Linked DNA regions of Homo sapiens: region 2 is linked to region 1. Evidence: read pairs that join two places in POLR2A ChIA-PET (ENCODE). Cell type or tissue: Panc1. All regions are shown on one strand. Each heading gives the region's core, and the rest is flanking DNA. Links, peaks and the distances in the headings are about the cores only. Region 1 overlaps SMIM14 (small integral membrane protein 14). Region 2 overlaps SMIM14-DT (SMIM14 divergent transcript).

Evidence for each region. ChIA-PET counts read pairs that join two places held together with the same protein. Peaks named below come from ENCODE experiments on the same cell type or tissue, not always from the same donor. Only the 100,000 strongest peaks of a DNase experiment are listed, where the experiment ranks them.
Region 2: POLR2A ChIA-PET joins it to region 1 with 5 read pairs; 4 of 35 experiments call an interaction of 5 or more read pairs at or near these places.

Annotation. Positions count from the first base shown.
Region 1 is chr4:39,578,151-39,583,528 of GRCh38, forward strand. All of the region lies in intron 2 of SMIM14 (small integral membrane protein 14), which reads right to left. All of the region lies in intron 2 of UGDH-AS1 (UGDH antisense RNA 1), which reads left to right. Among named protein-coding and RNA genes, the nearest start is that of UGDH-AS1, 53 kb to the left of the region's middle. In Panc1, for the core only: no CTCF peak of the experiment used is centred there; no DNase peak of the experiment used is centred there.
Region 2 is chr4:39,656,408-39,661,785 of GRCh38, forward strand. SMIM14-DT (SMIM14 divergent transcript) reads left to right here. Exons shown (of 6, transcript NR_183845.1): 5 at 4,030-4,209. Among named protein-coding and RNA genes, the nearest start is that of SMIM14-DT, 20 kb to the left of the region's middle. RefSeq lists a silencer at 1,228-1,428. In Panc1, for the core only: a CTCF peak has its summit at 2,564 (motif pointing left); no DNase peak of the experiment used is centred there; H3K27ac peaks cover 217 bases.

The DNA of each region.
Region 1 (5,378 bases), core at 118-5,117:
TTTGTTTGTTTTTTAAGAAACAAGGTCTTCTCTGGTGCCCAGGCTGAAGTGCAGCAGCACAATCATAGCTCACTGCAGCCTACACTTCCCAGGCTCAAGCAATCCTCCCGCCCCAGGCTCCCAAGTAGCTGGTACCACAGGTGTGTGCTACCACACCCAACTTGAGAATCTCACAGTTTTGATGCAACTCTTAAGCAGAGAGGCCTAATTTACAATGTATCTCAATTTTCTCTTGACTTACTTGGAGAAAACATTGGTACCACTGATGTTGATTTTGTCTACTCCAAAGGGAAACAATTTGTAAAAACAACAATTAGAGAAAAACCAAAGATAATACCCACAGTATCTATAGAAATATAGACTTTAAATATCTTCTATATTATAGTAATGTGGGGATGGGTGCCACATGTGGACAGTTTACTGACAGTAGTTGCTGTCCAGGAAACCATTCATGTTAACACTGATGCCAAGAAAGAAGTAAAAGTAGAGTTCGATCTCCCCATCTAAACAAGGATGGTCGTGAAAGTTCTTGAGGTGAGGAAACTTCAAAATAGCAGAGAATGGGCTGGGCACGGTGACTCACGCTTGTAATCCCAGCAATTTGGGAGGTCGAGGCAGGTGGATCGCCTGAGGTCAGGAGTTCGAGACAAGCCTGGCCAAAATGGTGTAACCCTGTCTCTACTAAAAATACAACAATTAGCCAGGCGTGGTGGCGCACACCTGTAATCCCAGCTACTCGGGAGGCTGAGGCAGCAGAATCGCTTGAACCTGGGGAAATGGAGGTTGCAGTGAGCCGAGATCATACCACTGCACTCCAGCCTGGGCAACACAGTGAGACTGTCAAAAAAAAAAAAAAAAGCAGAGACTGCATAATATGAGTAAAGCAGTAATAGAATAATATGAGTAGAATAATATGAAGTAGTTATTTCTTCAGTGGGAGAAGAGGCAGAAGAAAAAGAGATTAAAACACATAAAAGGCCGGGTGCAGTGGCTCATCCCTGTAATCCCAGCATTTTGGGAGGCTGAGGTGGGAAGATCGCTTGAGCTCAGGAGTTTGAGAACAGCCTGGGCAACATGGAAAGACCCCATCTCTACAAAAAAGTTAAAATATTATCTGGATGTGGTGATGTGCACCTGTAATCCCAGCTACTCAGGAGGCTGAGGTGGAAGAACTGCTTGAGCCCAGGATGTCGAGGATGCTGTGAGCTGTGTTTGTGCCACTGCACTCCAGTCTGGACAACACAGTGAGACAGTGCCTCCAAAAAAAAAAAAAAAGAAAAAAAAGAAAAGAAAAAGGCACAAAAAGGGATTAAGAGAATGGAAGACTTGCCACAGAGATATGCTAGGGAAAAGTATAGAATCTAAAATAGTCCAATAGGATATCTAGAAAGCCTATTAGAAAGCCTTGGCAGGCCGGGAACAGGGCTCATGCTTGTAATCCCAGCGCTTTGAAAGGCCGAGGTGGGCAGATCACTTGAGGTCAGGAGTTTGAGACCAACCTGGCCAACATGGTGCAACCCCATTTCTACTAAAAAATACAAAAATTAGCCAAGTGTGGTGGTGCGCACCAGTAGTCCCAGCTGCTTGGGAGGCTGAGGCAGGAGAATCGCTTGAACCCCGGAGGCAGAGGTTGCAGTGAGCCGAGACCATGCCACTGTACTCCAGCCTGGGTGACAGAGTGAGACTCCGTCTCAAAAAAAAAAAAAAAGAAAGAAAGCCTTGGCAGTCATGGGCTTAGGGGGAAATGTAGATCAAAGAAGATTCTAATGACAACAAGTGGACAAATGTAGCTTCCATGAGGAAACTTAGGCTGGGGAAATTCTTCGAAAAAAAATTACAAAGAACAAAAAATCTCTCTCTAGAGTTACTGAAACATACCTAAACAAGAACTTAATTGCTATTCTTTAACATCTGCTCAAGAACCTCATATGTGTTGGAGATGTTCTTCTTTCTCATTCAACAGAGCTGCCAATGAACTGACAAACAGTGAGGTACAAAAATGTGGTTAAAAAATATTTTGTGTGTGGTTTTATTATTATTATTATTTTGAGACAGGGTTTCACTCTGTCACCCGAGCTAGTGTAGTGGCTTGATTACAACTCACCTCAGCCTTGACCTCCCAGGCTGATGTGATCCTCCCACCTCAAGCCTCCTGAGTAGTGGGGACCACAGATGCGTGCCACCAACACCCGGTTTTTAAATTTTTATTTTTGTAGCGACAGTCTCCCTATGCTGTCCAGGCTGTTCTCCAACTTCTAGGCTCAAGGAATCCTCCCACCTTGGCCTCCCAAAGTGCTGGGATTACAGGTATAAACCAACACACCCAGCCAAAAAGTCAGAGGTATCTGGGTTCAAATCTTGTCTCTGTTTCTTTCTTTCTTTTTTTTTTTAGATGGAGTCTCACTCTGTCACCCAGGCGAGGCTGGAGTACAGTGGTGCGATCTTGGCTTACTGCAACCTCTGCCTCCCAGGTTCAAGCAATTCTCCTGCCTCAGCCTCCCAAGTAGCTGGGATTACAGGTGTGTGCCACCAGGCCCAGCTAATTTTTGTATTTTCAGTAGAGACGGGGTTTCACCATGTTGGTCAGGCTGGTCTTGAACTCCTGACCTCATGATCCGCCCACCTCAGCCTCTCAAAGTGCTGGGATTACAGGTGTGAGCTACCGCACCCAGCCCCTGTCTCTGTTTCTAAGGCAAAGTTTCAAACTATGAAAAAGATAAACACAACCTATTATCAACCTTAAATTCACCATGAGGATTAAGTGATATAATTAAATATATAAATAAAATATTAATGTACATAAAGAACTCAGCTCATGGCCCACAGAATTTTTTCACATCATTGCAATATTATAGCTAATATCACGTGCTTAATTAAGAAAGTGTCTTAACAGAACTCTAGTGTTTCCTAATGAGCATAATTTATTGTACATCATCCTAGAACTTATCCTTAATCTTCAATTTGGCCTTTCTGCTTAAGAAGGAAAAAAACCTTTAAAATACCTTAGTCTTTAATATTTTGGATTTTAGTATTATTTATATTGTGCATTTTTCTCTATACTGTCCAACAAAATGTTTTTTAAATATTTTATGCCTAAACATTTTATATTCTCCCTCTAAAATTCAAATGTTTAAGTTCCTTCTCTATTAATGAGCAGATCTGCCTGTTAACAATGGAGTTTTACACAGTTTGTCTCTTCACTTTAACCAGAACCTGAAATCATACTTTTGCTTTTGTTTTTGCAGGCTACTTAATTATCATAACTTCTTAGGATCATCAGAATTAAAAGACACACACACAGATTTCCACTGGTTAACTTTAACTCAGTAGGTGTCTTTTCTTTTTTCGTTTTTTTCCTTTTCTTTTTCTTTTTTTTTTTTTTTGAGACAGGGTCTTGATCTGTCACCCAGGCTGGAGTGCAGTGGTGTGATCTAGGCTCACTGCAACCTCTGCACCCCCACCCACCCCCTACCCCAGCACCAAGCTCAAGTGACGATCCTCAGCCTCCCTCAGCCTCCTGAGCAGCTGGGACCACAGGAGTAGCTCGAACCTCAGGCGCACAACCACCACACCTGGCTGTTTTTGTATTTTTAGTAGAGACGGAGTTTCACCATGTGGCCCAGGTTGGTCTTGAACTCCTGAGCTCAAGGAATCCACACACCTGGGCCTTCCAAAGTGCTGGGATTACAGGCGTGAGCCACCATGCCCAGCAAATGTCTTTTCTTTTTTTTTTTTTTTGAGACTGAGTTTCACTCTTGTTGCCCAGGCTGGAGTGCAATGGCACGATCTCTGCTCACTGCAACCTCCGCCTCCTGGATTCAAGTGATTCTCCTGCCTCAGCCTCCCAAGTGGCTGGGATTGCAGGCATGTGTCACCACAGCCAGCTAGTTTTGTGTTTTTAGAAGAGACAGGGTTTCTCCATGTTGGTCAGGCTGGTCTCAAACTCCCGACCTCAGGTGATCTGCCCGCCTCGGCCTCCCAAAGTGCTGGGATTACAGGAATGAGCCACCGCGCCTGGTCTAGCAAATGTCTTTTCTTAGATAAACTATAACCAACACACTGGAAGAAGAGTACCCTCTGAAACCTAAAGGTTATTATCACTTTGCCTACAGTATCTGTGTTGTCTGGCTTCCCCCATAACTTGTATTTAACTGGATCTTTCCTTTGCAGCAAATAATTCATAAGAGAAAAAAGGGGAAGAAGTGGATTCTTTTTGAATATGAAAGGGTCTTGGCCGGGCACGGTGGCTTATGCCTGTAATCCCAGCACTTTGGGAAGCCGAGGCAGGTGGATCACTTGAGGTCAGAAGTTCCAGACCAGCCTGACCAACATGGTGAAACCCTGTCTCTACTAAAAATACGAAATTAGCTGGGTGTGGTGGTGCACGGCTGTAATCCCAGCTACTTGGGAGGCTGAGGCAGGAGAATCGCTTGAACCCAGGAGGCAGAGGTTGCAGTGAGCCAAGACTGTGCCAATGCACTCCAGCCTGGGCAACAAGAGTGAAACTCCATTTCAAAAAAAAAAAGAAAGGGTCTTATAGAAAAAGACCAGCTATATATTCCAGTTGTACTGGTCCACCAGTAGCTAAATTCTACTTCAGTATTCATTTAAATGGCATTTGTGTTTCACCTTTAATTTTTTATTTTTATTTATTTATTTTTGCAACAGAGTCTCGCTCTTTTCACCCAGGCCGGATTGTGGTGGCAAGATCTCAGCTCACCACAACCTCCGCCTCCCGGGTCCAAAATTCTCGTGCCTCAGCCTCCCAAGTAGCTGGGATTACAGGCACCCACCATCACACCCGGCTAATTTTTATATTTTTAGTAGTTCAGGGTTTTGCCATGTTGGCCAGGCTGGTTTTGAACTCCTGATCTCAGATGTTCCACCCGCCTCAGCCTCCCAAAGTACTGGGATTACACGCGTGAGCCACCGCATCCAGCCGTTTTGTTTTTTTAAGAGACAGGGTGTCACTCTGTTGCCCTGGCTGGTGTGCAGTGGCACAATCATGGCTCACTGCAGCCTCGACCTCCCAGGCTTAAGCAATCCTCCCACCTCAGCTTCCTGAGTTGTTGGGACTATAGGCACATGCCACCACACTGGGCTAATTTTTTATTTTATTTTATTATTTTTAGAGACAAGGTCTCACTGTGTTGCCCAGGCTGGTCTCAAACTCCTGGGCTCAAGCAATCTTCCCACCTCAGACTCCCAAAGTGTTAAGATTACAGGTGTGAGCCAACTTGCCTGGGCTATTATTCTAACTGGTTTTAAGTATTCCGATAATCAGCTTCAGGTCATTCATTCCAAATTGGGGTTTGGAAACATAGTCACAAAACGAGGGAGGCTGTATTACAGATCCAAAGATCTAGAAGGAGCCCAAC
Region 2 (5,378 bases), core at 231-5,230, 78 kb after region 1:
TTGTACTTTTAGTATAGAGGGGGTTTCACCATGTTGGCCAAGCTGGTCTCGAACTCCTGACCTCAAGTGATCCACTCGCCTTGGCCTCCCAAAGTGCTGGGATTACAGGCGTGAGCCACTGCACCTGGCCTTTTTTTTTTTTTTTTTTTGAGACAGAGTCTCACTCTGTCACCCAGGCTGGAGCATGATCTCGGCTCACTACAACCTTCCCCTCCCGGGTTCAAGTGATTCTTGTGCCTCAGCCTCCTGTGTAGCTGGGATTACAGTGCACACCAACACGCCCAGCTAATTTTTTGTATTTTTAGTAGAGATGAGGTTTCGTCATGTTGCCCAGGCTGGTCTCAAACTCCTGAGCTCAGGCAATCCACCCACTTCAGCCTCCCAAAGTGCTAGGATTACAGGCGTAAGCCACTGCCCCAGGCCATCTTGAGCAATTTTGATGTGCCAGGTCTTGTGCTATGCGTTGGGCATAGTATATAATTTTCCCAATAATGCTGTAGCTCAGCAGTCCCCAACCTTTTTGGCACCAGGGACTGGTTTTGTGTAAGACAGTTTTTCCACCGGCTGGGGTAGGGGTAACAGGGGGAGGGGGATGGTTTCAGGATGAAACTGTCAACTATAAATCATCAGGCATTAGATTTTCATAAGGAGCACGCAACCTAGATCCCTCACATGCACGGTTCACAATAGGGTTCGTGTTCCTACGAGAATCTAATGCTGCCGCTGATCTGACAGGAGGTGGAACTCAGGCAGTAATGCTCACTCAAGACAGGGTTTCACCATGTTGGCCAGGCTGGTCTCAAACTCCTGACCTCAAGGGATCCGCCCGTCTCGGCCTCCCAAAGTGCTGGAATTACAGGCGTAAGCCACCGCACCCGGCCAGCAAAATTTTATTGGAAACTCAAACAACTATTGCCTGGGCTCTTGGAATTCTCACTATTCTGAGGTAAAGCTACAAGCCATGTGTTTGATTTGGATACATCTGGGATTTTCAAGTTCTGGGATTTTTTTTTTCACCCTAAGTTGATTAACAAAGATGGACTAATAGAAGTCAACCTCAGGTTCGCTCTTTAAACCGAGATCAAAACCTAAACAGCCAGTTCTCTGCTGCCTCGTCCTGGTTTCCTTTAATTGTCAAGAATTAAAAGGTGTAGAAGGCATTTCTTCAGAGAGAGAAGGGGAGAGGGAGAGAGAGAGGAAATGAAAGTCAAGCTACTGTGAAACCTAAAGTTCCATGAAGTTAAAAAAAAAAAGTCCCTAACCAAATAGTCTAGTTCTCTATCACTCAGAATCTCAATCACTTTGTAAGTCTCACCCAGGTAAGTGTCCAGACATGACCATGGAGGGAAGAATAAGCAGGAATTTGTCTGCTTCTGCTTTCTGGTAGTACTTTTTTTTTTTTTCAAGACGGAGTCTCGCTGTGTCGCCCAGGCTGGAGTGCAGTAAACTGATCTCAGCTCACTGCAAGCTCCACCTCCCGGGTTCACGCCATTCTCCTGCCTCAGCCTCCCGAGTAGCTGGGACTGCAGGCGCCTGCCACCACACTCAGCTAATTTTTTGTATTTTCGGTAGAGACGGGGTTTCACCGTGTTAGCCAGGATGGTCTCAATCTCCTGACCTCGTGATCCACCCACCTCAGCCTCCCAAAGTGCTGGGATTACAGGCGTGAGCCACCGCGCCCGGCCGCTAGACAGTACTTTCAAAACAATTTTTGCATTTCCATGGTAACTCCAAATCCCTCATCCTTGTCTTACTCCATTATGGGTCCTGATACACATCCAGTAACCTTCCTGAAAGGTATGGTTGAGAGAAATAGGATGAGTGAGAAGATTGGAAAGGGGAGGCAATGCAGACCTAGAAAACCACTGAGTAATTATAAATTAACATTTTCAACATATGACATAGGGCAATGACAGGGAAAACAGTTCCCATATATTATATTGTATGGAGGAAATTTGCTTCTACTTCCCTTTCTTCTCATCCCTTTTTTCCTTTATCACCTTTTACAGCTTTTTTTTTTTTTTTTTTAGACGGAGTCTTGCTCTGTCGCCCATGCTGTAGTGCAGTGGCGCGATCTCAGCTCACTGCAAGCTCCACCTCTCAGGTTCACGCCATTCTGCTGCCTCATCCTCCCAAGTAGCTGGGACAACAGGTGCCCACCACCACGCCCGGCTAATTTTTTTTGTATTTTTAGTAGAGACAGGGTTTCACCGTGTTAGCCAGGATGGTCTCAATCTCCTAACCTCGTGATCCGCCCACCTTGGCCTCTCGAAGTGCTGGGATTATAGGCGTGAGCCAACACGCCCGGCCTACAGCTTTTTTTGTTTCTTTTTATTGGATTTACATTTTTTCAATATGTTCTTTGTCTCACTGGTCCTCCTTTTCATTTTTCTTTCCACTGCTTATTACATTGTAGATATTTATATTTAAAAAGTTGCCACACTGCACTTTTTGTTCTGTGTCTTGAATAAAAATGGGGCAAGAGGAGAAGTTTAAGATATAAGAAATTTGTGTTAGGTTCATTTTCTGCCTCTGTAGAGAAATAGTGCCTTCTAGTGTTTGCAACAATCTGTGGGGTTTTCTTTTTGTTTTGTTTTATTTTGTTTGTTTTTGTTTTTTTGTTTTTTCCAGACGGAGTTTTGCTCTTGTCGCCCAGGCTAGAGTTCAGTGGTGCTATCTGGGCTCACCTCAACCTCTGCCCCCGGGTTCAAGCAATTCTCCTGCCTCAGCCTCCCTAGTAGCTGGGATTACAGGTGCCTGCCACCATGCCCATCTGATTTTTGTATTTTTAGTAGTAGAGACGGGGTTTCACCATGTTGGCCAGGCTGGTCTCGAACTCCTGACCTTATGTGATCTGCCCGCCTCAGCCTCCCAAAGTGCTAGGATTACAGGCATGAGCCAGCCACCATACCAGGCTATTGCAATAACATTTGTATTTGCACCATTTCAGTTCATCTGAAAAGTAAAATAATATTTTTTAGAAAAAAAGTTTTATGCTTTTTGAAGTTCTCCTGCCATATTTATTAAATATATGCATACCATTATTATCTCCATTTTAGAGATAAAAAGCTAGAATCATAAAACATTTATTTAGGGGCTGGGCACAGTGTCTCACTTCTGTAATCCCAGCATTTTGGGAGGCCAAGGCAGGAAGATCACTTGAGCTCAGGATTTCGAGACCAGCCTGGGCAACATAGGGAGATACTATCTCTACAAAAACATTAAAACATCAGCTGAGTGTGGTGGCACACACAGTCTCAGCTGCTCAGGAGGCTAAGGTGGGAAGATTGCTTGAACCCAGGAGTTTGAGGCTAAAATGAGCCATGATCGTGCCACCACACTCCAGCCTGGGCAACAGAGAGAGACCATGTCTTAATCAAAAAACAAATTTATTTATTAGTGAGTTGATGATAGCACTTAAACCAAACATATGAAAGGGTTTAAAAAATGTGGCCGGGCACAGTGGCTCACGCCTGTAATCCCAGCACTTTGGGAGGCCAAGGCAGGCAGATCACCTGAGGTCAAGAGTTCGAGACCACCCTGGCCAACATGGAGAAACCCCATTTCTACTAAAAATACAAAAATTAGACAGGCATGTTGGTGTGTGCCTGTAATCCCAGCAACTTGGGAGGCTGAGGCACGAGAATCGCTGGAACCTGGGAGACGGAGGTTGCAGTGAGCCGGGATTGCACTACTGCACTCCAGCCTGAGAGACAGAGCAAGACTCTGTCTCATTAAAAAAAAAAAAAGATGCGTTTCTTGTAAAACATTCCCCACTCAGCTGCCATCAGTCATCAAATGGTGAGAAGACAGATCACAAAAATATGATTCATAATAATGCCAAACCCACGAAGATGATGCCACAGAAAGAGAATTGCAAAAGCTGATTGTTGGAGGACAGTTGCATGAACAAGAAATGTTATGGGAGGGTTGCTCAAACTCTAATCTCTCAAGGTAACCCTTTTAGGAGTGATTGAAGATATGTCTTCTTTGGTTCTGCTGCTCCTGAGTCACCTTTATTTCTCCTAGAACTGTCATGTTTCTCTGGAAAAGAACCACGCTCTCAGAGAAGCAGACATATTCCTTAAGAGATTTACCAGATGTGAGAATTTAGTTGTAGCCCTGTATTTCCCAGCTTCCTGTGGGTTTGTATAAGCATTCCCTGAAATGGATTCTCACTTGTTGACTATCATGAAAATGTGAGAAGAGGTATGTGTGTGTTTATATCCATAATATTAGGCAGGGTTCTCCAGAGAAAAACAACTAATAGGGTGTGTATATACATGTATATATATGCATACAGATATATAAAGAGATTTATTATAAGGAATTAGTTCATGTGATTGTGGAGGGTGACAAGTTTCATGATCTGCAGGATGAGGTGGCAAGCTGAAGAGCTGATGGTGTAGTTCCAGTCAGAGTCTGAAGGCCTGGGAACCAGGACAGCAATGTTTCAGTTTGAATCTAAAGGGAAGAAAAATTATCTTGTATTTGAGATAGTTTTTTTGGTGAATTTTTTTGTTCTGTTCAGGCCTTCAACTGATTGGATGAGACCCACCCACATTAGGGAAGGCAATCTGCTTTACTCAGCCTGCAGATTCAAATATTAATTTCGTGTGTGTGTGTGTGTGTTTGTGACGGAGTCTTGCTCTGTCGCCCAGGCTAGAGTACAGTGGCACGATCTCGGCTCACTGCAACCTCTACCTCCCCAGTTCAAGTGATTCTCCTGCCTCAACCTCCCGAGTAGCTGTGATTACAGGCGCCCACTACCGCACCCGGCTAATTTTTGTATTTTTAGTAGAGACAGGGTTTCACCGTGTTGGCCAGGCTGGTCTGGAACTCCTCACCCCGTGATCCACCCGCTTGGCCTCCCAAAGTGCTGGAATTACAGGCGTGAGCCACCACACCCAGTCTGTTTTTTTTTGTTTTTTGTTTGTTTGTTTGTTTGTTTGTTTTTTAAGAGACAGAGTCTTGCTCTGTCACCCAGGCCAGAGTGGTGCAGTCGTATGATCCTTGCTCACTGCAGCTTTGAACTCCTGGGCTGAAGCCATCCTCTGCTTCAGCCTCCTAAATAGCTGGGACTACAGCCCGTGCCACCATGTCCAGCTAATTTTTTTTTAGGGAGACAGGATCTTGCTGTGTTGCCCAGGCTGGTCTCAAACTCCTGGTCTTAAGTGATCCTCTCACCTCAGCCACCCAAGGCACTGGGATTACAGGCATAACCCACCTCACCCAGCCCTCAAATGTGCCTAGAAACACTTTCACAGACACACTGAGAATGTTTTACCAAATATCTGGGCACCCCATGGCATAATCAACTTGATACATAAGATTAACCATAGCCAGGCATGGTAGATCATGCCTGTATTCCCAGGACT